Linked DNA regions of Homo sapiens: region 1 is linked to region 2. Evidence: chromatin loops called from intact Hi-C (ENCODE). Cell type or tissue: K562. All regions are shown on one strand.

Region 1 (8,000 bases), 210 kb before region 2:
CTGGCCCCGAGTCCAGGCCCTACCATCTAGCAGCTGAGGGATGCGGGGCCAGTCCCTCCCCTCTCTGACCATCTCTAAACCAGGGCTGCTGGTGCCTTTCCCTGGTTCATAAGCCCGTGGTTCCCAAGCCTGCAGTATGTCCATCAACGGGATGCTTGTTAAAGCCAAGCTCCCAAGCCCACCCCATCAGACCCTCTTTGGGCCGGGACTGTGAATCTGCATTTCAGCTCACTCCCAGAGGAAGGTCTGACCCACCGGCAGGCTTGGGAGCCTCTGATGTGAGCGCCTGTGGCAATGGGGGGCGTGTTGTGTTGAGGGTGGGTTGTGGGCCAGCAGGAACATGCGTTAATTTTGGCAAGGAATGGACGGGTAGGTGAGGCTTCATGGGGAGGACTTGTCTTAGCTCGTCTCAAAGATGAGCGGAATGTCACGGGGCTAAGTGCTATCCAAGGCAAAGGGACACCAAGGGGCAAAGGTCTGTGGGTGGGATGCCTGTGCTCGGGGGCGGGCAGTGGTCACTGTGTGTAAAGGGAAGAAGGAAGCAGTGGATGGCCAGGTTCGTGGGTCTTCCCGGCAGGAGACAGCAGAGAGGCGCCTGCCCGGGAAGGGTTAATCCCAGAGCCGTCCAGGTCCTGTCCACTCAACTTCCACCTCCATCCTCTGAGGAAATGGGTTTTCCAGGAGCTTGGCCTGGGCAGCGGTGACTCGTGGCTCCACACGGAAGTGACTCAGGTCCCCCGGGAGAAAGCGAGCCGTGGGTCCCCACTGCCCACCGTGCAGAGGGGCAGGGCTGAGCCAGGTCTGGAGCTGGAGCCCTGGGGGTGGGGCGGGGGATGGGCTGGTGGTGGGGTGGGGGTCTCAGCTCAGACAAACCCTGGCCACCTTCCACTCTGCTGGATCCTTGGGGAACCCCATGATGTGGCCCCCATTGTGTCAGACTGGACTGGCCTGTTCTGTCCTGTGTGTGTTTACGGAAGGTCTGAGGTCAAGGGCGGCTGCTCTGGAAGCTGGGGGTTGTGGGGGCTTCCTTGGGCCTCAGCCCCAGCACCCTCTATCCCAGGCTGGATTCTCTGCTACTCTCCATTCTCCTCTCCTTCCCTTTGTGGGGATTCTAAAGCCGGGGAGTTGGGAAGGATGTGCATCTCTGGGGCCTTTATCAATGCCAGCTCTACAAGGAGGGGGAGACTTGGCACCACGCTCGTGTGATCTCAGAACACACAGCCTTCCCCAGCCTCAGTGTCCGCATCTGTAAAATGGTAGCAGTGAGACCCGTATCACAGGGTGGTTCTGAGGGTTTGGTGTGATAACGTGGATGTCACCACTAACATTATCATTGCGGGGGTGTTGCTAGAATGCCCCCTGCTCAGCCACTCCCTCTGGCTCTGTGTGAGCAGAGGCAGGGCCCTTGCCTGTGGGGCCGTGGTTGGTACTGAGCGCCTGATGGCTGAGGCCCTGTAGCGCTGGGGATCTGCGGCTCCAGAGGCAGAGACAGGTCAGGTCCCAGGGGTCTGTGCGGAGACTCATGCTACATCCCTGGCGCCTGGGTGGGTGGGTGGGCAGGTGGCAGGTGTGTGTGCGTGGGGCAGACCTGGAGGGGTGGCATAGGCAGGGATGAAGGAGGGGCGCTAAGTGGACAAGCGTGACAGTGTCCCCCTGCCCAATCTGTGTGGCAACTTTCTTGTCCCCAGCCCAGCTCTCCTGTCCCAACGGGCTTCTGGAGGAGGGAAGTTTTCTGGGTGGGGTTTAACCTTCCATTGCACTCTCCCGGAAAGGAAGCTTCATGCTCTAAGAATTTCCCCTCAAGGTGCTCTGGTGGGTGAGCTGGTTGCTGGGGGCCGTACGGGAAGAGGGGGAAACAGGGAGGAGGGGCCTGTGACAGGCCCAGGGGGCTGAGTTAGGGGCAGGCATGAGCTGTTTAGAAAGTACAGAGATACTTAGCTGAGACTGATGGCACCTGCCTCTAAGCCGTTTACAGGTATCAATTCATTTAATTCTCACAATGACCTTTGAGTGAGGTTGACTTCTTTATTCTTCTTTACTAGTGAGGAAAGCGAGGCCCAGAGAAGGTGAGTAACTAGCCCAAGGACACACAGCTAGTGAGGGAGTCAGGATTTGAACCCAGGCAGTCTGGCTCTAGAGTCTACCCCATGGGTTAAAGGAAGCCAGCCAGCCCCTCCCCTCAAGCCTCAAGCATGTTAATGGAGCCAGGGCTGTCCACCTTGGAGTAGTTGTTCAAACAGCTGAGGTGGAGTGGGGATGACTCAGGAAGTGGCAGGGACAGTTGGTCCCTTGTGTGTGTCTGGATTTCTTCCGTGGAACCCCATGTTGTCGCTTCACTTGTTTCCTTCCAATGATGGGGAGCTCTCTACCTGTACTCCCCTCCTTTACTCTCAAGGGCCAATCCAGGAGGGCTGAAGTGACACGGTGGTTCTGCTTTGTCCTTCAGCCATGCCTACTGACAGTGAAGGCTCACTTTGAAGGTCAGTAAGCCAGGGAGATGCATGGATTCTGGCCAGTTCCTTCCTTGCTTGCTATGTGACCTCAGGAGGTCACTGGCCCTCTTTGGGCCTTGGATCCAAATTCTCCAAATGATTTGTCAGCTTCGAGTTTACAGGTAGGGAGTGGTGGTAGCAGTGAGGGGCTGCTTGGAGGAAGTGGCATTTGAACTGACAATCAGAGGGGGACAGCAACAGAGACTGACAGGAAACAGAAGGAAAGAGGGGGTCCGGAAGGGACATGTCCCTGTCCCCGGATGTTGGGTTTCCTTCCAGTGGTCAGAGGTGGCAGGAGGCAGTTTCAAAAGGAATCAAAATGCTTACAAATCACAACCTGGGAAATGGTGCCCTTCCCTAAAACACTTTCACATCCTTCTTCTCAAAGGGCTCTGTGATGCCACCAGGGCAAGATGATGTGCCTATTTGACCTACGACTGAACTGACAAGGCCTGAGAAATTGGGGTTCCATTCCACATGGTGGGACGCAGGGAACTGGCTCTCAGTCGAAGGGGCCAGGTTTATTTGAGGGAGGACTGGCCCAGGAAGGAGACATTGAGCTCCTGCCTGGGACACCCCTTCTTTTAATGCTGCTCTCAATGATTTGGTTCAAAAGCCACCTCTTCCTGAAAGTCCTCCTTGGTTTCTCTTAAACTCAGACTCCACGTGTGTTCTCCGGCTTGTGGCCGATGACTGCCTCTGTCACTGTGGCCAGCTGCCGCGCCACGCAGGATGAGGTTCTGTCTGTGTCTGTGAGCACCCAGCTCTGCCACAGGGCCGGCTGGCCATAGGGAGGGCCAAGCCTTCTGGCAAGTCTACAAGTGCCAGGGCCACAGGTTCCCTGCCAGGCACTATAGTCCTGACCAGGCAGGGAAAGCCCCTGGCCTCGGGAGCATTTTTGGGCAAGTCATTTAACTCCATGGGCCTCAGGTTCTCCATCTGTGCAATGGGTCAACAGCAGTGCCCACTTCAGAGGGTTGGAGTGGGAATCAATGCAGATGCAGGGGTGGGATGGGTCAACACAGAGGCTGGCAGATAGTAGCCGCTCAGCTAATAGAGAGCTTAGGGGGTCAGATTTGCTCCATCCTTGCCAGGGCGGGGCAATACCGAGTCCTTGTCCCCAGCAGAAACCGTGGTCCCTTTGCTGTTCCAGATGCTCTGGACCCTGGGTACTGGCTCCCCCTGGCGGTCATGATAGGAAGCGCCCTTCCCCTCTGGCTCCTGTAGAGGGCGTCGCGGATGCATTGATCCTTTAGTTCCTTCACTGTCCATCCCCACAGCCTTTATCCAGCAACCTCTGTACAGCCAGGGCCTGCCCACAGAGATGGATCAGGTGCTCCCTGGCTGACCAAGGAGGAGGGAATGCACGTCTCCCACTACCTGGAGGAGGCTACTGGGGGTGGGGAGGGGCTTTGGCCAGTGGTGTGAACCAAAGGAGGCTGGGACTGACTCTGGAGGGAGTTGAGGAGGGCTTCCTGGAGGAGGTGTCCTCTGAGCTAGGTCTCAGGAATGATGATAGGGAGGTAGCTGGGGAGAACTCTGGGAGCCCCCTTTTTTCTGTGTTCCCTCCGGGCCTGGAGGGGCAAGGTGGTGACGGTTCCAGGTAGAACCCTCATGCCAGATTCTAGATAAGATAATCCCGTCACTCTGGGTTCAGGAGGGAGGTACTACGATTAGCCCGATTTTGAGTGACTTACACAAGGTCCTGCAGCGGGCAAAAGGTGGAACTGAGACTGGAACTCAGCTGGACTCTGGACAGCCACTCCCCCGCCTTTTTTTTTTTAAAGCAGGGTCTCACTCTGTCACCCAGGCTGGAGTGCAGTGGCGCAGTTATAGCTCACTGCAGCCTCGACCTCCTGGGCTCAAGTGATCCTTCCACCTCAGCCTCCCTAGTAGCTGGGACCACAGGCATACACCGCCATGCCTGGCTAATTTTGTTTATTTATTGTAGAGATAGGGTCTCACTGTGTTGCCCAGGCTGGTCTGAATTCCTGTGCTCAAGCGATCCTCCTTTCTCAGCCTCCCAAAGCGCTGGGATTACAGACATAAGTCACCACGCCTGGCCTCACTGCCTCTTGGGGAGCGGCCTCTGGCCGCTCTGGGGAGGTCCATGGGCTTTTTCCACACTTGCTTCCCCACCTCACCTCCCACATCCATGCCACACTGGCCTCCTCTTCTGCAGGGCCAGCCCAACCACCACACAGTCCACACTCCCAGCTAACACTCCTGGTCTCTTCCAGGTGGTGACTTCCAAGAGTGACTCCGTCGGAGGAAAATGACTCCCCAGTCGCTGCTGCAGACGACACTGTTCCTGCTGAGTCTGCTCTTCCTGGTCCAAGGCAGGTCTTCCCAGGGGTGCCCTGGGCTGTTGGAACTTACGTTAAAATGCCCCTGTGCCTAGGGTGGCTGCCAGCACACATGCTAACTCCTTTAGGCAGTTACAGCTCGGCTAGTGGAGGGTACCTTGGAGAAAAGCAAAAGACACTCCTTCCTTCTGGCAGGTGCAGCCCTGCAGTGCACAGCTTAGGGTATGGAATATGGATGGGGTACTGGCCCCACTCACCTCTGCAGCCAGAGCATTCTTGTGCAGTGTACCACCTGCACAACCGTCTATGTCAGCCATGGCCTCATTAAATACTTCATTGCTGTTAAAAATATGTTTTCCCCTTGAAATTACTATTCGTTTTCAGTTTCCTCTTTTTTTTTTTTTTTTTGAGACGGAGTCTTGCTCTGTCGCCCAGGCTGGAGTGCAGTGGCGGGATCTCGGCTCACTGCAAGCTCCGCCTCCCGGGTTCACGCCATTCTCCTGCCTCAGCCTCCCAAGTAGCTGGGACTACAGGCGCCCGCCACTATGCCCGGCTAATTTTTTGTATTTTTAGTAGAGACGGGGTTTCACCGTTTTAGCCGGGATGGTCTCGATCTCCTGACCTCGTGATCCGCCCGCCTCAGCCTCCCAAAGTGCTGGGATTACAGGCGTGAGCCACCGCGCCCGGCCTCAGTTTCCTCTTTTTATAGTTTGATGCTGATAAGTTTTGAGTGGGAAAGACTAACACATTTTTGTAGACCCTTGGAATGTGTGTGAATCTCAGGCTCCAGGTTCACATGTACTCAGCCTAGGTCCTGTCCCCTTCCATGCCTCTGGTCAGCCCCTGCCACGGGGTCCCATCTGCAGCCTCTGCCTCCTCAGGTGCCCACGGCAGGGGCCACAGGGAAGACTTTCGCTTCTGCAGCCAGCGGAACCAGACACACAGGAGCAGCCTCCACTACAAACCCACACCAGACCTGCGCATCTCCATCGAGAACTCCGAAGAGGCCCTCACAGTCCATGCCCCTTTCCCTGCAGCCCACCCTGCTTCCCGATCCTTCCCTGACCCCAGGGGCCTCTACCACTTCTGCCTCTACTGGAACCGACATGCTGGGAGATTACATCTTCTCTATGGCAAGCGTGACTTCTTGCTGAGTGACAAAGCCTCTAGCCTCCTCTGCTTCCAGCACCAGGAGGAGAGCCTGGCTCAGGGCCCCCCGCTGTTAGCCACTTCTGTCACCTCCTGGTGGAGCCCTCAGAACATCAGCCTGCCCAGTGCCGCCAGCTTCACCTTCTCCTTCCACAGTAAGGCAACTTCCAGGCGGAGGGAACAACTGGGCAGTGGTCTAGAGGCAGGGAAGGCAAAATGCAAAGTGGACTGGGCTCACAATATCAGATCATGAAGACTGGGCTTTGCTCACAGGCACTGGGGAGCCAGTGAAGGTGTCTGAGGAGGGGAGGAGTGTAATCCAAGTGCTAGGATTACAGGCATGAACCACTGCGCTCGGCCCCACTGTCCCTTGATGGTTACTTTGTGGGCAGGCAGGGGTGAGGATGGAAGGGCAAGGGCCCGTCCTGAGGCTGCAGAGAAGGTCTTGGTGAAGGAGGATGAGGTCTGAATAGGGTGAGAGAGCAGAGACTGGAAAGGGACTGAAGATCAAGAGCCCCAGGAAGAATTCTTCCTCAGCATCAGTGTAGACTGTTTATTTCCTTTCACAGAGGAGGAAACTGGGGCACAGAGAGGATGCCCAAAGCTGCACAGCTAGCCAATGGGAGAGCCAGGATTTGAACCCAGCAGCTGATTGGAGTGGGGTAGGGGTGAGGGGCGGAGTATGAGAGGTCAAAGGTCAGGAAAGCAGTGGGGTTGACTCTGAGGTCCAGAAGCTGCATCTTCCCCCTTGAGTGTGACAGGTACATGTGGCCACTGCCATTCAGCACCATTAAATGCTGAATGGTGGCCAGGAAGGGAGGAGCATCAGAAGGAGCTTGAAGGTTTACTGGGGGGTTTTCATGTCTTTCCAGCACCTCAAGTTTGAGGCAGGGCTTTCAGGGGTGGGGGGCACAGCACTTTGATTGTGTCAGTGTAACAGGCTAATGATTATGTCCAGTGCAACAGGCAGGCCCAGGCCCGTCAGTGGTGGGGGGTTCCCCACACCCCAGGCTGGGATTCTGCCCCGCAACCTGGGAGGATTTAGGGCAAAGTTGATCCTAGTTGCAAATTGGCATTCTGAAGACCAGACTGAACTTGGTCTTGTTTGGCCTGTAGAGGGTTTTTAAAAAACATGGACCAGGGATTTCAAATCACCTAAAACCCAGGCTTTCTCGGTTATGCATTCAAAAGATGGAGCTACCCAGGGCCTGCCTTCCTCAGTGGCACAGAAAGTATACCCTCCAACCCCCACTGTTTGTCTTCCTCATCTGAGTCCCAGCTAATCCCTGGAGACACCTTAGTCGGCCGCCTTAGTAGGCCGCCCACGCTACCTGGGCAGAGGGGCCCGAGCCTGGAGTCAGGGAGGCTGGTGGGTGTGGAGTCCCAGGAACCACCACCAAGCCCCGCACATCCCTCCTAAGGAGGCCTGGCTGGGCCCTCTCTGCTCCGTGTGTGTAGCCGAAGGTGTCTGCGGAGGGTGCTGAGCAAGGCACATCCCACCCCATCCCGCTGGGGCTGGCATTGCTGGCGGGTTCTGTAAGACACAACCCCCACGGGTTGGCCTCATCTGAGTGGCCTTGGCAGAGTCCACTCTGCTTCTTGAAGCCTCAGTTTCCCCTTTGTAAAGTAAAGATCGAGGCATTCAGAGTCATGTCAGGGTGGTAGGGGGCAGAATGGGAGGGTCCTGGGACCTGAATCGGCAGCCTCGGCGGGGGCCTGTCCACCCCTCCCCCAGGTCCTCCCCACACGGCCGCTCACAATGCCTCGGTGGACATGTGCGAGCTCAAAAGGGACCTCCAGCTGCTCAGCCAGTTCCTGAAGCATCCCCAGAAGGCCTCAAGGAGGCCCTCGGCTGCCCCCGCCAGCCAGTAAGTTTGGCACCTGGGGCTGTGAGGGGAGGCAGGAAGGCATCAGAGATCTGGACCTGGGCAGGGTGGGACCTGGAGTAGGGGCTACTGCGAGGCCTTCCCTGGGACTGGAATGCTTCTTTGATTTCTCTTTCTGCCTTCTGGGAGTCAACACATGCCCCCCAGGCTGAGCCCTCTCCTGTCTG
Region 2 (8,000 bases):
AATACAAAAATTAGCCAGGTGTGGTGGCGCATGCCTGTAGTCCCAGCTATTCAGGAGGCTGAGGAGGAAAGATGGCTTGAACCCAGGAGGCAGAGGTTACAGAGAGTTGAGATCGTGCCACTGCACTCCAGCCTGGGCAACAGAGTGAGACTCTGTCTCAAAAATAAAATAAAATAAAATAAAATAAAATAAAATAAAATAAAATAAAATAAAATAAAATAAAATAAAATAAAAACAAGTGGGGCAGGTGAAGCTCCCTTAATTCCTCCCTAGGAAATTCTATAAAGGCAGAGTACAATTTAGAAAATCAAACTGGGGCTCTGGCTCACGCCTGTAATCCCAGCACTTCGGGAGGCCGAAGCAGGTGGATAACCTGAAGTCAGGAGTTCAAGACCAGCCTGACCAACATGGTGAAACCCCGTCTCTACTAAAAATACAAAATTAGCTGGGCATGGTGGCACATGCCTGTAATCCCAGCTACTCAGGAGGCTAAGGCAGGAGAATCACTTGAACTTGGGAAGAGGAGGTTGCAGTGAGCCAAAGATCATGCATTGCACTCCAGCCTGGGCAACAGGAGTGAAACTCTGTCTCAAAAAAATTTAAAATAAGAAAATCAAACTGGACATCCAAATGATAATTAACTTACATATGTTCATTCATTACCATTGCTGTTACCAGAAAATGGGTCTTGTCCCAGACCCCAAGAGTGGGCTCTTAGATCTCACTTTCTTGGGAAAGAATTCAGGGCAAGTTGCAGAGTATAGCGAAGTTAAGATAGTTTGTTAGAGACTATTACGGAGTAGGGCTTCCTCAGAAAGCAAGAGGAGGAATGCCCCTACTTTAAACTTTTTATTTATTTATTTATTTAGATACAATATCTCCCTCTGTCACCCAGGCTGGAGTACAGTGGCACTATCATGGCTTACTATAGTCTCAACCTCCCAGGCTCCATTGATCCTTCCACTTTAGCCTCCCAAGCAGCTGAGCTAGAGGTACATACCACCACGCCTGGCTAATTTTTATATCTTTTGTAAAGACAGGGTTTTTTCATGTTGGCCAGGCTGGTCTTCAACTCCTGAGCTGAAGAGATCCATCCATCTCAGCCTCCCAAAGTGCTGGGATTACAGGCATGAGCCACCATGCCTGGCCAAGAATGCCTCACCTTAAACATAGTGCTTGCTTATATAGGTTGTTAAGAATAGCATACTTCATTACAAAGACTTTTGATCAGCTTGTGACGGGCTATTAGTATTGTTATTTTCCTATGCTACTACTGATTTCCACAAGAATTTATATGTGTACTATTATCTTTAAAGCAAAACCTATTCTTAAACTAAGAATGCATTTTGTTCTTGAAATATTGGGACGTTTCCATAAGTTCTGGGTCTTTATTTGGTAAGTTAGCATCATTAACTCATCCCCTCAGCCATAAATATCTTGTGACCAACAGTACCAACCCCCTGGAAATGGGGAATGCTACCCAGCAGGATTGGCTTTACCCAGCCTTTATTCAAGATGGAGTCACTCTGGTTAGGACATCTCTGACACTATTAACTTTCTATCTCAATGTCTTTCCTTCTCTCACTGCACAACCTTAGATAATTAATTTGTTAATTATCAATCTCATAAATGAAACAAAGCTGATCAGGGCACATGGCTGGTCTGGATGTTCCCAAGGATGTATTGCAGGTGGCAGGAAGGACCGTGGACCCAGCGTCCACTTTCCCAGGGGTCGATCATAAAACAATTTGCACCATGGTACTGGGGGCCAGAAGGGCAAAAGGGAGCCATGTGATCAAAATAATCTTTCCTAGGCCAGGCGCGGTAGCTCACACCTGTAATCCCAGCATTTTGGGAGGCCAAGGCTGGTGGATCACTTGAGGCCAGGAGTTCAAGACCAGCCTAACAAAACCCTGTCTCTACTAAAAATACAAAAATTAGCCGGGCGTGATGGTGTGCACCTGTAATCCCAGCTACTTGGGAGGCTGTGGCACGAGAATCACTTGAACCTGGGAGGCGGAGTTTGCAGTGAGCCAAGATTGTGCCACTGCACTCCAGCCTGGGCAACAAAGTGAAACTCTGCCTCAAAATAATAATAGTAATAATAATAATCTTTCCAACAGGTAAAATATTTTCAAGCTGAAGGAGTGGAAGTACTGGCTAGTCATATGTATAGATCATCAAAGAACAAGGATGAGCTTCTGGAAGCGAATTCTGGCAGCTGGGCTTACCTGCTACTCCCTGGGAGCTTTTTGACGTCCTTATTATTATTATTATTTAATTTTCTGTCCTGAGTAGCTGGGGCTACAGGTGCTTACCACTACATCTGGCTTTTTTTTTTTTTTTTTTAGTACAGACAGGGTCTTTCCCAGGCTGGTCTCAAACTCTTGAGCTCAAGTGATCCTCCCGCCTCAGCCTCTCAAAGTGCTGGGATTATAGGTGTGAGCCACCTTGCCTGGCTGAGATTTCATCAAGCTACTTAGAACATCGTGCAACTTAGAATTCATGAATTGTTTATTTCTGGAATTTTCCATTTAATATTTTTGGACCTTGGTTGACCGAGGGTTACTGAAACCTCAGAAAGCAAAACTGTGGATAAGGGAGGATTACTATACTGCCATTAAGTTGTATTTTAAAAATAATTTCAAAAATTGTATTCAAGTAATATGTGTATTCAATTAAAATTTCATCCCTTCAATGTTTTATAAGTAATTCAAATACCAGAGTGGTAACCATCTTCTAAGAATATTAGCTACAATCCCAATCACTGTTTTTCAAAAAGATGTTGTCAGTCCTGCTTCTGAAATTTCTCTCCAACAGGCCTCCTCCTCCCATTCCCACTGCCCCAACCCAGCCAGGCCCTTACCTTGCACTGCTCCGGGACACCAGCCTCCAATCTGAGGGTTTCCTGGTGTCTGGGCTTCCATGCAGCTGTCAGAGTGTTCTTCCTGAAAAGAAACTCCATCTGTGCCATTTTCCGAGCAATACGTTTTACTGGGTTGTCCTGTAGCCTTCAGGATAAAGTACAAATTCCTGAACATGACACCTCGGATGAAGTCCGTCCCCTCCTTCCCAGATTACCACCTGCCCCTTTGACCCTGCCCTTTGGTCATCAGCCACAATCAGCTGCTGTCTCCACCAAGCCTCACCAGCTCTCCAAGCCTTCACCCATGATGCTGTCTGCCTGGACTGCCCTCCCTCCCATTCCTCTGCCTACAAGATCCGATATGCGCTTCAGCCTCCAATGTTAGCTCACCAAAATCTTCCCTTTGAATTATGAATGCAGCTGGCTGCAAACTCCTCCAAGTGACCAGAGTGTCCTATAATCACGTCTATTATAGCATCTTTGATTTAGGGGGTGATTTTTGTTTTTTTTGTTTGTTTGTTTGTTTTTCTTTTTCTTTCTTTCTTTTTTTTTTTTTTTTTTTTTTTTGCATTTCTGTATTTCCTAAGAGAATGTGAATTCCTAGAATCCTAGGAATTCTCATCTGATTTTTATTCCCAACGTCTAGCACTATGCAAAGCAAAAAGTAGGTACCCAATAACTGCTTTTGGAATGAATAAATGAATCAATGAATGGTACCATGCAGCTGCCAAAGTGCTTTCTGCAAAGCAACTCTGACCTTGTTGCTCTCTGAGCTGTGCTCCTTCCTGGGTGATGAGGTAACACTGGAAGCTATTAACAGATAAGAAAGAGAAAAAAAAAAGGAGGGGAGAGATCTCTGGGTCTCTGACAAATTACTTATTTTCACTGAGTTTCTGTTTCCTCATTTGTAAAACAAAAGTGCTGTCCGGATGAGCTCTGAAGGCATCTTCCAGTTCTCAAATTCCAGCCTGCTTGGCTCCTGAACAACTTTCCCAGAGTCTCTGGCAGCTATAACCCAAGTCTTAGCACCATCTAGTGATAAACAGGCACACAGCGGGGAGGGAAAGCCGGGGAGTGGGGAGGGCGGATAAGAGAAGGAAATGCCAACTTTAATTATATTATGAGCCGGCAAGGAATTAGGTCAAACCTGCAAATACAAAGTTAAACCAAGAGACCTAACTTTATCCTGGGGATGGAATAAATAATTAGCTTCAGAACATGGATGAAGTAGACAATTATAGAATGCCTGAGACATGGAAAAGGCAATAAAACAATTCCTGTGTACCCTGGCCCTCTTGTTCTTTTATCAATTTACTGCTTGTTACTGTAATTAAATATTTTTCTTGGGAGGACATGTACTTTTGAAGGGCCTATGGCATGGGACTCCAATAACTCAATAAAACCACAAATTAAGTATTTATTAAGAATATATATGTATTTTCAAGTTTCTTCCTTACTATTTATTTATTTATTTATTTATTTATTTATCTGAGACAGGGTCTTGCTCTGTGGCCCAGGCTGGAGTGCAGTGGCATGATCACGGCTCACCGCAACCTCGAATCCCTGGGCTCAGGCGATTCTCCCACCTCAGCCTCCTGAGTAGCAAGGACTACGGGGATGTACCACCATGCCCAGCTAATTTTAAATTTTTCAGCTAGGCACAGTGGCTCACGCCTGTAAATCTCAGCACTTTGGGAGGCCAAGGTGGGTGGATCACAAGGTCAGGAGTTTGAGACCAGCCTGGCCAGCATGGTGAAACCCCGTCTCTACTAAAAATACAAAAATTAGCTGGGCATGGTGGTGCGTGCCTGTAATCCCACCTACTCAGGAGGCTGAGGTAGGAGAATCTTACCCCGGGAAATGGAGGTTGCAGTGAGCCGAGATCGCACCACTGTACTCCAGCCTGGGTGACAGAGCGAGACTCTGTCTCAAAAAAAAAAATTCCAGTAGAGATTGGGGCCGGGGAGGTCTCACTATGTTTTTGCCCAGGCTGGTCTTGAACTCCTGGGCTCAAGTGATTCTCCCACCTTGGCCTCCGAAAGTACTGGGATTACAGGTGTGAGCCCCAAGCCCAACCTCTTTACCTTTATTGGAGTGTGATAAGACCAAAATATGACTAATTAACACTATAGGAAATAAGGATAATTCTGAGAGAAGCAGCGAAACAATAACAAAATACTAGTGTCTACATTCTTTTCTTTAAAACCTACTGACCTACACATTTTTATTAACCTAGTATTTGTTTGCTAAATGACTTTCTAGTTGCCAAAAAACAAGAATAAACAAATCGACTGAACAAATGACAAAAGATAAAGAAACAATTGAGCATTGAGTAACAGAAAACTATGTTGAGATTTTGCTAAAATCTGTCCCCAGGGCTGTCCTGAGACCATCTTCTGGACAAAGCACACATGTAAAGGGGTAGGTACTTTATAGATACTTTGAGCAATAAGGGCCTTTAGGCCAGCTATGGTGGCTCACGCCTGTAATCCCAGAACTTTGAGAGGCTCAGGTGGGAGGATCGCTTGAAGCCAGGAGTTTGAGACCAGCCTGGACAACAAAGCAAGACCACATTTCTATAATTTTTTTTTTAATTAGCCAGGCATGGTGGTGTGCACCTGTAGTTCCAGCTTCTCAGAAGGCTAAGGTGGGAAGATCGCTTCAGCGCAGGAGGGTGAGGCTGCAGTGAGCTATGATTGCACCATTGCACTCCAGCCTGGGTGACAGAATAAGATACTATCTCAAAATAATAATAATAAAATAGGCTGGGTGCGGTGGCTCACGCCTGTAATCCCAGCACTTTGGGAGGCTGAGGTGGGTGGGTCACCTGAGGTCAGGAGTTCGAGACCAGACTGACCAATATGATGAAACCCCATCTCTACTAAAAATACAAAAATTAGCTGGGCATGGGTGGCACGTGCCTGTTGTCCCAGCTACTAAGGAGGCTGAGACAGGAGAATTGCTTGAACCCGGGAGGCAGAGGTTGCAGCGAGCCAATATCATGCCATCGCACTCCAGCCTGAGCGACAGAGCAAGACTCCATCTCAAATAATCATAATAATAAAATAAGGGCCTGTGAGTGGGGAGCAAGTGAAATCAGTCCTACATTTAGGCCATTTCTAAAGTGAGATTCCATTGTAATGCATAATTACATTTGCAAGTCGTAATAACCTATGTCTGCATGTACATTACCTTATAAACCTGTTCTTACTCATCCATTTGGAGTCTAATGGAACCTGTGTAACCATTTATTGACTGATACATTATATACACAGTAATGATTATTGCATAACCCCAAGAACACAGAGAGTACAAATCTGAAACTGGACCATTTCACTGCAGTGCCATATTTTCCAAACCCAAAATAAGGCCACTTGTACTGACAAGAATGTGCACATGACAAAAGGAAAACGAGGTCTGATAACACACAGCACCTCCAGGTGACTTCCCTCTTGGCACATTTATAACCTAGAAGTGTTTGAAAAAGGAAGAAACTGCAGAGGGAAAAAGCAAGTCAGCGTTTTTTTTGCCTGGAGTTGGAATCCAATGGTTGGGTTTTGGAGACTGCTTTGAAGGAAAACGATGACTCGCTGGGCAGGTGCGTTTCAGACACTAACAAACATAAAAGAATGTAGGGAGTTATGGGTGATGGACTCATGAGACAGGTCTGTGCCTGATTTTTCTATTTTGCCTGCTATTAACTATATGCCTCAACCTGTAAGCTTACAGACGTATTTCTTTTATGGCTGATGCAGTTACATAAAGGATGATACGTTTCATTTGGATAAACTCAATTTTATCTGAAAAATCCAAAAGCATTTCAAACATACAGAGTTGAAAGACAAACTTTTTTTTTTTTTTTTTTTTTTTTTTTTGAGACAGGGATTTACTCTGTTATGCAGGCTGGAGAGTAGTCTTGTGATCGCAGCTCACTACAGCCTTCACCTCCCAGGCTCAAGGGCTCAAGATATCCTCCTAGCTCAGCCTCCTGAGTAGCTGGGACTACAGGCGTGTGTCAACAAGCCTGGCTAATTTTTGTATGTTTTGTAGAGATGGAGTCTCAGTATGTGTTGCCCAGGCTGGTCTCAAACTTGTGGGCTCAAGCAATCTGCCCGCCTTAGCTTCCCAAAGTGTTGGGATTACAGGCATGAGCCACCGCACTTGGCCAAAAAACAAACTTTAAACAAATAATAATTTTTAATTATAATAATGCTTACATAGGTAACCAAAGTACTTCAGGAGATGATCCATTAGCCCAGCGCAAAGCCATCAGCTTCATAATAAAACCTTGGCAAATTTAAAACACCTGCAATTCATTTCATGCCTCGTGATTTAAAGTATATTACATTAATGTGAAAAATTACCTTCTGAACTCACACTCATTGAAGTGTAAATGTGCTCTCCTTCCCCCCCGGCCCCCGCCACTTCCCCATTTCATCCTGAAATTCCATTTGTAAATTCTGTACATCCACAGATGCCGTAGTCATTACCTCGTTTTTTGTTGATAAGTCTTCTCTGCCTAGAGGTTTTTATAAGAGTTATTTTTCCTGTAATGAATACTCAGCAGTTCAGGCCCATCTTTTCAGCTGGCTGGATGCTAGTGTCCCTTGATTAATGGACCTGCCAACTCGATGAGGTGATACCACACCAACAAAGGCTCAGCCTAGAAAATGTCACCTCTTATCCTGGTTGTCCAAGCACTTCTGTTTTATGAGCTTTGTGTGCCTCCCAGATGTGCCTAGTATTTCATTTTGGGTTTTGTTAATAAGAAGGCAAGTAACATGAAAGCAGGTAATTGGATTATTTAATGCAGTAGAAATAATTTCTTTTGTTCAAATAATGTGCTTCATATGATAGACTTTTTTTTTTTTCTATTTTTCATTCCTGTCAGCTTAACTGCTACTTAACCATTTAAGTCAATGTATAGGTCAATACAAACAACATTATTTTTTCTGCCTGGAGAGAAAGGCTTACAATAAGAATTGTTTGAGAAGGAAAAAAAAAAGTCCTCAAATAAAAACATTTTGCTTTTTAAAAAATTTGCTTTAATAAGACAAAGACATGGAAACCCTAGTTAAAAGTTAAAGTTGTGAACTTTGGTAGCAAATTTTGCTTGTACTTTTTTTTATAGAGA

Evidence for each region. Hi-C counts contacts between places; a loop is a spot of excess contacts. Peaks named below come from ENCODE experiments on the same cell type or tissue, not always from the same donor. Only the 100,000 strongest peaks of a DNase experiment are listed, where the experiment ranks them.
Region 1: it touches region 2 in a loop (3-fold over the local background); 5 of 110 quality-filtered maps call a loop at or near these places.

What each region holds. Positions count from the first base shown.
Region 1 is chr16:57,645,521-57,653,520 of GRCh38, forward strand. It overlaps ADGRG1 (adhesion G protein-coupled receptor G1), which reads left to right. Exons shown (of 14, transcript NM_201525.4): 2 at 4,733-4,831; 3 at 5,680-6,102; 4 at 7,683-7,815. The coding sequence starts at 4,768. Among named protein-coding and RNA genes, the nearest start is that of ADGRG3, 19 kb to the right of the region's middle. RefSeq lists a silencer at 5,684-6,084. In K562, CTCF peaks have their summits at 3,689 (motif pointing left) and 6,040; DNase peaks (open chromatin) are centred at 3,701, 6,031 and 6,621.
Region 2 is chr16:57,859,863-57,867,862 of GRCh38, forward strand. It overlaps a transcript of KIFC3 not described here. Among named protein-coding and RNA genes, the nearest start is that of KIFC3, 61 kb to the left of the region's middle. In K562, a CTCF peak has its summit at 3,898 (motif pointing left); a DNase peak (open chromatin) is centred at 3,919; H3K27me3 peaks cover 497 bases.